Regions from separate parts of the Homo sapiens genome. Here region 2 is linked to region 1. A link is an interaction called in ENCODE POLR2A ChIA-PET data of the cell type or tissue named here. Cell type or tissue: MCF 10A. All regions are shown on one strand. Each heading gives the region's core, and the rest is flanking DNA. Links, peaks and the distances in the headings are about the cores only.

Region 1 (4,892 bases), core at 429-4,428:
ATCAGGTAGGCCCTGTGTCTATTGTTCCCTTAATGGTGTCCATGTGTACTCAATGTTTAAGCTCCCACTGACAAGTGAGAACATGCAGTATTTAGTTTTCTATTCCTGTGTCAATTTGCTTAGGATAATGGCCTCCAGCTCTACCCATGTTGCTGCAAATGACATGCCTTCACTCTTTTTCATGGCTGTATAGTATTTTATGGTGTATATGTACCATGGTTTCTTTACCCAGTCCACCACTGATGGGCACCTAGGTTGATTCCATGTCTTTGCTATTGTGAATAGTGTCCGCGGGCTTTAAAATGAGGAGCTTATTCTAGATGACCTGGGTGGGCCCATGGTGATCACAAGGACCTTGTAAATGTGAAGAGGGAAGCCAAAGAGTCAGAACCATAGAGAGATTTGAAGATGCTGAACTGCTGACTTGAAGACTGAGAAAAGGGCCATAAGCAAAGGAATGTGGGTGGCTTCTAGGTGCTGGAAAAGGCAAGGAAACAATTCTCCCTTGAGCCTCTAGAAGGAACACAGCTCTGCTGACAACTTGATCTTACCTTGTTTGGTACTTCTGACCTCCAGAATGATGAGAAAATAAATTCGTGTTGTTTCGAACCACTTGGTTTGTGACAATTTGTTATTGGAGCGATAGGAAACTCATCCACTCACCTCATCCACTCTGTACCACTCTCCTCTGAGCAGCTGCTGTGATCACACTTTCACAGATGAGGACATTGCAGCTGCGGGGCAGTTAAGCAACTCACAGGAGGTTCCACAGCCAGTCTGGTGAGGAACTGAGATTCTAACCTGCCCTATACCCAGGTCTGAGCCCAGAATTGTGTGACCTTGGATAAGTTATTCAGGTTTCAGCCCTCAATCATGGCCAGAGCTAAGGTGAAGTGAGTGAGGCACCTTGGTGCGAAATTTAAGGGAGCATGAAAAAACTTAGTCATCGAGATGCAGTCTATTTTAGTGTAATATATTAGAATTAAAATTGATGCCAAAAAATGCCATGATGAACAAAACACTAAAATTTTAAATAAATGTAGGGTTAATCTCAATTTCTACATCTATAAAAGTAAGGACTATATCCTAACTTTGCAGGATGGTTGTGTGGAATTAAATGAAAAAATCTACAGAAAACATCTTGGGAACACCTGGCACATAGTAAGAGCTCATTAAATGACGATCATTGTTTTGCGGGGCACAGAGGGTGGGTGAAAACACAGGCCCTAGTGTCAGGCTGCTGAGATTCAAATCCTAGCTCTGCCATTTCCCAGTTGAGTGGCCTTGAGTAAGCTGTTTACCTGCTTGATGTCTGAGGCTACCTTCAGACTCAAATGTGGTGTCACCTCATTCCCAAACTCATTCTAACCAGCTTCTTACAAGCAGCGTGATTTTGTGCTATTTCTGAAATTTCTTCTCAATCTTTTTATTTTGGCCAGGTTATTTACCTTTAGTGAATTCCATCTTCTGAAAACAATGCTTTTGTGGGTCTTCTTGCAACTGAACTACAAGATTCAGGCAATTCCGACTTATGAAACCGTGATGACATTTTTTAAGAGGTAATATAACTTAGTGTTGATTGATGAAATACACAAATACTGAAATGTACAAACACTGCTCATAATATCACGGGGGAAAACCATCAGTGATATAATTTTTCATAGCATCATTCAGAGGGCACTGTTTTTTTAATAGGGCCTAAGATTATAGGATGCTTTCAAACCACCAAATTACCTGGAAAAGTAAACAACATGTAGGTGTTGTACTATGAGATAATCAGGTGCTTCTGGGAACTTGCTGTGTCCAGTAACAGGCATGAGGCAAAAGGTACTCCTCTCTTCAGGAAAATGACCACACTACCCTGGCCTTTAAAACTTCATTAAAAAAAAAAATCAGCTTTCTTAGGTTGAATAAAACTCACTTTTTCTGTGGAAGTAACTGGTGGTATTACCTTGTTAGGTTTGTGTTTCTGGTCCCCACAGCCTCAGGAATGAGGGCTTCCAAGCATGACGAGGCGAGTTTAAGGAAGTGGAAGTAAAGATGCTTCATTTCTTTTGCATGTGTGAGTTTAGCAGATAAACACGTCTTCACGTAGTGACCTGTTTAAGCCAAGTTTCATTTGCATTGTTTTGAAGCACGTAATTCATTTCTGGAACAGAACATCTGTGCGCTGCGTTAAGTAAAGAGCCCACTTCTTTCTCTGTCTTGTTATTTGAGGAAAGCAGCATTCAGTGTCGGAATTATATGTACTGTGTTTAGTTTCCATATAATTTGCTTTGAACCCAAATGTTTTACCCGCCCTCCCCCACTCTTTTAATAGCCTATGAGACACTTTTTCCAATGAGTCATGCACACCAGGAGGAATTGCTGTTTGGCTCCAGGTCAGCTCTCCTACTGGAAACGTCTTAGCACTGGGAGATAGGAAAAAGAGCTAGAATGTGGTGATTCATTAGAGCTGTGTTTTTAATATGGAAGAAGCAAGTGAGGAGAAGGGAGTTAAGGTGTGGGCCCCCTGCCAAAGTTGCTGTTTCCAAGGCCTTTGCTTGCACTCCTGAGCCAGAGACGCCACAGCTCTTCCCTGGAGTGGCAGGCACAGGGGTGTTTCTCACCACCACAGCTTTTCCATTTTCTTTTCGAATCTACGTTGATTTGTCCCAGACCTCACATCGCCATGCATTTCCCCAAGCCCCCTGATCCTGTATAATTTTCTTCGTTGGAAACCATTTGCTTCTTTCCAAGTCATGTCATTGCCCCGACCTAAGCAGTGATGACAAATCTTTCAACAGGGGCCAGAGTCCTCTCAATGTAGAGTGGGGGTGGCTCCAGACAGCCAGAGCCTGCTGTGTCCCTTCCCCAACCTCCCTCCTTCCCTGCTTGGCCCTCTCCTTTCTCCAGCGAGCTTTGGGTCAGACTGGGAGAAAAGATGGGAAAGTGTAGGGCTTGGATGCTCTCCCCTGCACACTGTCCAGGCCCACTCTGTCATCATGGAGGACCTTGTGGCCCACTTTTAGCACTGTGGATGGTTCTTCTCCTGCCCAGCTCAGCTGCTCCAGGGTGGTAGCACCTCGCAGTTGTGTCTTTGTCATTGGCCTCCATCTCCCAAATGCATCTCCTGAGCCCCGGGCTCCTTCACCTGGGGGTCTGCTCTGGGTGCTCCTGCTTCCCCCAGTCCCTGCCTGCTCTGCCTCCTCTCTGTCCATCCGTGATGGGGGCCACCCACCAGAGCTGCTCTGCCCAGCCCCTGCTGAACCCCTCAGTTCATGTATATGTCCTGCCCCTCCCAGGGACATCATAAGCAGCTTCAACAAAGGGCTTATGATCCTTTCTCTTGCCCCAACTTGCCTGGCACCTTGCTGGACTGTGAGTCTCTGTCAGACTTTTTTTTCTCTTTTTTTGAGACAGGGTCTTGCTCTGTCATCCAGGTTGGAGTACAGTGGCGTGATCATAGCTCACTGCAGCCTCAAACTCCTAGGTTCAAGTGATCCTCTCGCCTCAGCCTCCTGAGTAGGTGGGACTACAAGAGCATGTAGCCACATCTGGCTAATTTTTAAAATTATTACTATTATTATTTTTTGTTTGTTTGTTTTTTGGTTTTTGTTTTTGTTTTTTTTTTTGAGAAAGAGTCTCGCTCTGTCGCCAGGCTGGAGTGCAGTAGCGCCATCTCAGCTCACTTCAACCTCCGCCTCCCAGGTTCAAGCAATTCTCCTGCCTCAGCCTCCTGAGTAGCTGGGACTACAGGCAAGCGCCACCACACCCAGCTAATTTTTGTACTTTTAATAGAGATGGGGTTTCAACATGTTGGCCAGAATGGTCTCGATCTCTTGACCTCGCGATCCACCCGCCTCGGCCTCCCAAAGTGCTGGCATTACAGGCGTGAGCCACTGCGCCCAGCCTAAAATTATTATTTGTAGAAACAGGGCCACTCTGTTGCCCAGGCTGATCTCAAACTCCTGGTCTCAAGTGATCCTCCCACTTGGCCTCCCAAAGCACTGGGATTACAAGCATGAGCCACTGTGCTGAGTACATTTTTTTTTTTTTTTTGAGGCAGTGTCTCACTTGTTGCCCAGGCTGGAGTGCAATGGCACGATCTCGGCTTGCTGCAACCTCTGCCTCCTGGGTTCAAGCAATTCTAGTGCCTCAGCCTCCCAAGTAGCTGGGACTACAGGCACGTGCCACCACGCCCAGCTAATTTTTGTATTTTTAGTAGGGGTGGGGTTTCATCATGCTGGCCAGGCTGGTCTCAAACTCCTGCCCTCAAGTGATCCTCCCACCTCGGCCTCCCAAAGCACTGGGATTGCAGGCGTGAGCCACCGTGCTGGGTCCATTTTTATGTAGCTCAGTTCTTCTCACAGAAGTGGGTCTTAAATGCTGATGGAAAATTCAGAGAATGTCATGCATGTGGCAACTTGACAACATTGAGATAGCAGACACATTTCCGTTTCTATTGATGGGTGGTGCCCGTTGAGTGCACCAGCCCAAGAAGGATTCTCAGCTTTTCTGTAGGCTCTGAGAAGAAGAATGTCGCAGTAGATTAGCGGTGTCTATCCTGGCTGCAGGAGCCAGGCTTGGTGGCGCCCTGGGTCCATGTTTGCCATCCCCTGCCGAGGATCCCCAGGGCTGACCAGCAACAGTGCGGAGGCTTTGTAGCTGCTGGCCTAGCAGGGCTGGTGGCCGGAGGGCTCCAGCTGCCCCGAGGTACCTCTGCTCCCTGTGGAGGTGGAGGGAGACTGCAGGGAGTCACGGACAGCCTGGGCCAGCATTGCGTCACCAGGGGAGTTGAGCTACAAAGTTCAAAGGGGCAAAGGGAGCAGCTAATCAAGGAAGCTCCAGTGGTCGCTGACAGGGATGTGCCAGGAGCATTTCAAAGTGAGACAGAGGAGCAGACCCCAGGG
Region 2 (4,892 bases), core at 533-4,532, 160 kb after region 1:
GTCACTGCCCACAGGTAACTTATATTCAATACAATGGGGGAAAATACAATCACTGCTTCCCTGGGGTTGTATTTTTCCATTGTTAAAGTGGGCAGTTTGCTCGAGAGTCATTTTCACTATTGGCAATTCAAATACACCTTTTGTCAGTTAAAAAACAAGTGTGCCAGGGACCTGAGCTTCATCTTAGGGCAGGGTGGGTGGAAACATTTGTGAGTCTCCAGCTTTTAGTCACCTGAAACTTGGAAACTTGGAGGTCTTTTGAGCAGTTTATGAGTCTCTGCCTGCTCTGGTCGGCTGCCTTCTTTTATTGCTCTGTTGGTTTTGCTAAAGAGTTAAAATATTAAGGCTTCATAAAATTAGGAAGTTAACAAGCTCAAAAACCAAGTGTTTGAGTTACTTCATTCCACTGAGAGAGCTGTAAATGGGTTGCATTGGAACTTAAAATAACTGCATTGAGTAAGTGATGGTGGCGGGCACCATGAGCTAACTGTGGTCAGAAGCCTGATGGCCTCCGCTTTGGGGCTGGATTCTCCGTTTGGAGCTGTGTGATCCTGGATGAGTTTCATGCCTTGGATTCAGAAATCAGACTTTCCATGAGCTTATATTTCAAGTGAATAAATAGCTCTGGTCAGGCTTAATTTGAAGAAGAAGTAAGCTTGGCAGTGGGTGAGGGTTCCTTGGAAGGCCAACTGGGGCGGAGGGGCTGAGGGCAAGCGGCTCTGGCCCTTCCTGGGGTGTTACCTGACCAGGTAACAGCTCCCTCGACCTCTCGGAGCCTCGGCAGTGAGGGGATTGGGCCAGTTGATCTCTGAGGCTCCTTTTAACTAGAATGGTCTGGGATTTTTCTAAGAAAACAAGTCTTTGAGGAGGTTGTGGTCACCTCATTCCTAATTTAAAGCCTGGGGAGGCTTCCTTATGAGCTACTTCTTTTTCCTAAATTATTGATGGTTAAAGCCAAGGCTGGCATCGAATAGATGTGATCCATCTTGAGCCTGGTTGCTTTGTGTTTCAGCTTTGTACTGGCTGCTGAAGTCCCCGGGAGACCACAGGGGTGACATGTTCATCTCCAAGAGATGAGCTTCCACGAGACTCATACCCCTTGCTCCTTCCCTGGGGCTCCAAGGCCTTTGGGTCATCTGAAGTGAGATACCCTTGTGTCATTTCATCTTTTCCTTCTCCACCTTCTCTGCCGTTAAAAAAAAAAGAAGAAAGAGAAAAATCCTATTAATAGAGAAACCGAGAAGTGTAGCCATTCTGAATGTGTTTCCAAAAGGCTCCTGGAAGTGGCATGGAAGTTACAGTGATTCAGCACTACTTGGTGACGTGTGCCTAGAACCACAGGGGGACATTAGCCAGGACAACACGCCTCAGGACAGAAGTAAGTGGCTGCGAAGAGGCATGTCCATCACTGCCGGAAAGATGCAGAGTTCAGTTTTTGGAGTCAGTGCTGAGAGTTCCATTTCTAAATTCATTCAGAGCATTTATTTAACACCTACTGTGTGCTCAGAAGTGTATCAGGTATGGGGACTCAGAGGTAAGGGCTGGTGGCCCCTGATCTCAAGGTACTCGTGGTAGATAGTATGATGCTCAGCTTAAGGGCTGGGCTTCTGAAGTCGGATTGCCATTTTCTGGATGTGTGGTGTTTCTTGGGTGACTTCATCTCTAAGTCTCAGTTTCCCCATCAGTAAGATAAGAGAAGTAATAGCAGATACATACGTAGCTCTTAGGGCATTGCAGAATGGAAGGACCTCCTTATATGAAACGCAAAGCACTGTGCCTGATGCATTGCTAGAACTCAGGCAATATTAGCGTGTTGTCATTGTCATCATCATCATCATCATCATCATCATCATCATCATCATCTTCAAGGCACTGACAAAGGAGTCAGCTGTGTGGGAGGAGTGCTGGGACACTCTTGTCTCCCTGGGGATGAGGTGGGTGGGTGGGTTAGGAAATCTTCACAGAGAAGGAGGGTGATGTGAGACTTCTGTCCGGGAGCTGACTCGGAATTTGCCATCTAATATGTTGGAAAAGGTTCTCTGGGCAGAGGTATCCAAAGTCACTTTGCCTGTCACCCTTTGAGGTCCCAGTTGTTGCCTATATCATGTGACCAGTGTGTGGCTTCTCTTGAATTAAGAGCTGCATGTCTGGACTGCCTGGGATTTTACAGATGTCATCTCGTTAACTCTCCCTGGAGCTTGTGACACCCAGGAGATGGCAGTTTATAGAAGCCCTGGCACCTTCTTGAATGATGCTTGGTTTGGTTTCTATGCACTGGGAATTCCTCACAAGGAAAGATTTGTCACATCTTAAGGAAGGAAAAAAAGGCAAATTTGGGAGTCCATGGATACCCTATTATTTTAGATTCCAGGACAAATTGTCGAATAAGCACGTTTCATAAAAACAATCCTCCGCAGCATCCCGTGACAGCAGCTGGTCCCTCGCCACAGGATAATTATGTCTCCTTGTGCACACAAAAGTCTCCGAGGGCATATTGTTGTGGCTGGAGTTTCTGATAATTTCCAAATTGAACAACCTCAGTCCTAATGAGTCAGAGGCTTGTGCAATATTTTCAAACCTCAGGAACATCTTTTTCATTAGTTGTGCAATAAAGATGGTAGGCCTATCTCTGTGATGAGCTGTTTTTTTTTCTCAAAGTTTGATGAGATTCGCCGTAGAATTCCTTCTCACATAGTCTTGGGCAAGATTTTACCCGATCTTCCAACACATGAGTCATCTCATATCCTGTGACTAAGAAGAGCTGTCTCTTTGGTGCCAGTTTTCTAAGTGCAGTCACCACTTGATGGAGACGGATGGACACAGTTGGGATTGCCCAGGCAGATGGGCAATCTTGCCAGCTAGACATAGGGGAGGGAAGCCTCAATGTTCAGCGGTCACATCTGCTTTTCTGTGGCACAGAGTGAGCTATACAGGAATATTGTATTCTCCAGGACAGTTAGGGCAGTGGGAAATGTCATCAAACAGAACAGTGACCCAAAGAGCCACTGCCACTGGGTGCTCTGTGGGAGCTGGGCACTGTGCTCATTGTGTTATGGGCCTTGCTTTGTTCTTACCTTGTAGCCACCCAGAGAGGCAGGGCATTATCCTTGCTTCCTAGCTGAGGCCACAGAAGAGGCTCCTAGAGGTTAGCTGTAACTTGTCCAAGGCCAGCCAGTGCAAGGAGGCAGAGCCAGGATTTGAGCCCATGTCTGTTTCACTCCCAAACTATTCTTCAGATTTCTTTAAGTCAAGTGTTATTTAGAAATGTTTTGTTTATTCATCAAATATTTGGTGGGTGTTTCCAGCTATCTTTCTGTTATTAATTTCTAGTTTAATTCTATTGTGGGCTGAGAATATATTTTGTATGATTTCTATTCTATTACGTTTGTTAGGGTGTATTTTCTGGTCTAGAATGTGGTCTGTCTTGGTGAGTGTTCCCTGTGTGCTTGAGAGGAATGTGTGTTCTGTCATTGTTGAATGGAGTGTTCTATAAATGTCACTTAGGTCTAGTGGATTGATAGTGCGGTTCAGGTCAACTGTATCCTTCCTGATTTTCTGCCTACTGATCTATCAATTCCTGAAAGAGAAGTGTTGACGTCTCCTGAGTCTATTCTGAAACACTGAATTGCGGTCTCCATGATGAACCACTAGAGTTAGAAAACCTGGGTCCTAGCCCCATTTGGGCCTTTGGGATGACTCCCTTCTGCCTCAGTTTCCTCATCTACAACAGGGGGACAATGATGCTGCCTAGGAGACATCAGCAGGATACTGTGAAAGTCCAGTGGCATAAGGGGTATGGAGGAGCTTCGTCAACTCCTAAAGCTTCAGTGCTAGGAATCCTAAAGCATTGAAATCCAAAGATATAAGGAATATGAAGGAGTTTTGTCAATTCCTAATGCTTCAGTGCTAGGAATCCTAAAGCATTAAAGTCCAATGATATAAGGAATATGAAGGAGCTTTGTCAACTCCTAAAGCTTCAATGCTAGGAATCCTAAAGCATTGAAGTCCAGTGATATAAGGAATATGAAGGAGTTTTATCAACTCCCAATGCTTCAGTGCTAGGAATCCTAAAGCACTGAAGTCCAATGATACAAGGAATATGAAGGAGCTTTGTCAACTCCTAAAGCTTCAGTGCTTTAGGAGTCCTAAAGCATTGAAGCTGTAAGAGATTAGGACCTCTAGTTGGCAATTCCAGACTCTTCCAGGACTCCTGATAGAGCCAACACCAAGAATAGTGAAGCCAGAAGGATGGAAATAGTAAAATGCCTCCTGGGTGTCAAAGCATGGGTCTCCTCTGGGCATGTTCTCTTGTCCTACTGAGACATGATAGCTCTTGGCCAAAGTGACTGAACTTGACCCTCTGTTTCAGGAAGGCCAAATGCAGGGTTCACTACCATCATGTCCAAGGGCAGATGCGTTGGTCCAGAACATCAGCATCCCAATCATTATACCAAGCAAACAGCCGTCTCTGCCTGCACCGTGGAGAGCACACGCTCCTCCTGGGGTGGCCTGCATCCTGTGTTCTTCTCAGGCCGACTTTCTGTTTAATGTTTGCTGGTCAGGAAATGGCCTGAGCTGAGGTTCTTCAGATCCCAGTCTGACCTTTCTCCACCAGCATTTGTGGCTCTGAAAAATATAGCCCAGTGTGGTTTAGCCCCACTGGATGAAACCCAGTAGGAAAAGTCTGATAATAGCAGAAGACGCACAGGAGGAAGAGTGAGGATTTGAGAGCATCTGGGAAGGACCATGTGCCTGGATATCGTTCTGTCTGTGGGATTCTGTGACACTTGTCATTTACAGTCTGTTCCCATGGAATTCTCATCATTGGCCAAACATATAGTCCTTCTGTCCTCTGAAAAATATCATTCTGCTCCGACCTTTCACACCCATCT

What was found. Peaks named below come from ENCODE experiments on the same cell type or tissue, not always from the same donor. Only the 100,000 strongest peaks of a DNase experiment are listed, where the experiment ranks them.
Region 2: POLR2A ChIA-PET joins it to region 1 with 11 read pairs; 2 of 35 experiments call an interaction of 5 or more read pairs at or near these places.

The regions. Positions count from the first base shown.
Region 1 is chr10:122,305,750-122,310,641 of GRCh38, forward strand. BTBD16 (BTB domain containing 16) reads left to right here. Exons shown (of 16, transcript NM_144587.5): 10 at 1,440-1,559. Among named protein-coding and RNA genes, the nearest start is that of BTBD16, 37 kb to the left of the region's middle. RefSeq lists an enhancer at 2,190-2,259. In MCF 10A, for the core only: no CTCF peak of the experiment used is centred there; a DNase peak (open chromatin) is centred at 2,422.
Region 2 is chr10:122,466,581-122,471,472 of GRCh38, forward strand. The region is part of intron 1 of HTRA1 (HtrA serine peptidase 1); the gene reads left to right. Among named protein-coding and RNA genes, the nearest start is that of HTRA1, 7.5 kb to the left of the region's middle. In MCF 10A, for the core only: no CTCF peak of the experiment used is centred there; a DNase peak (open chromatin) is centred at 2,701.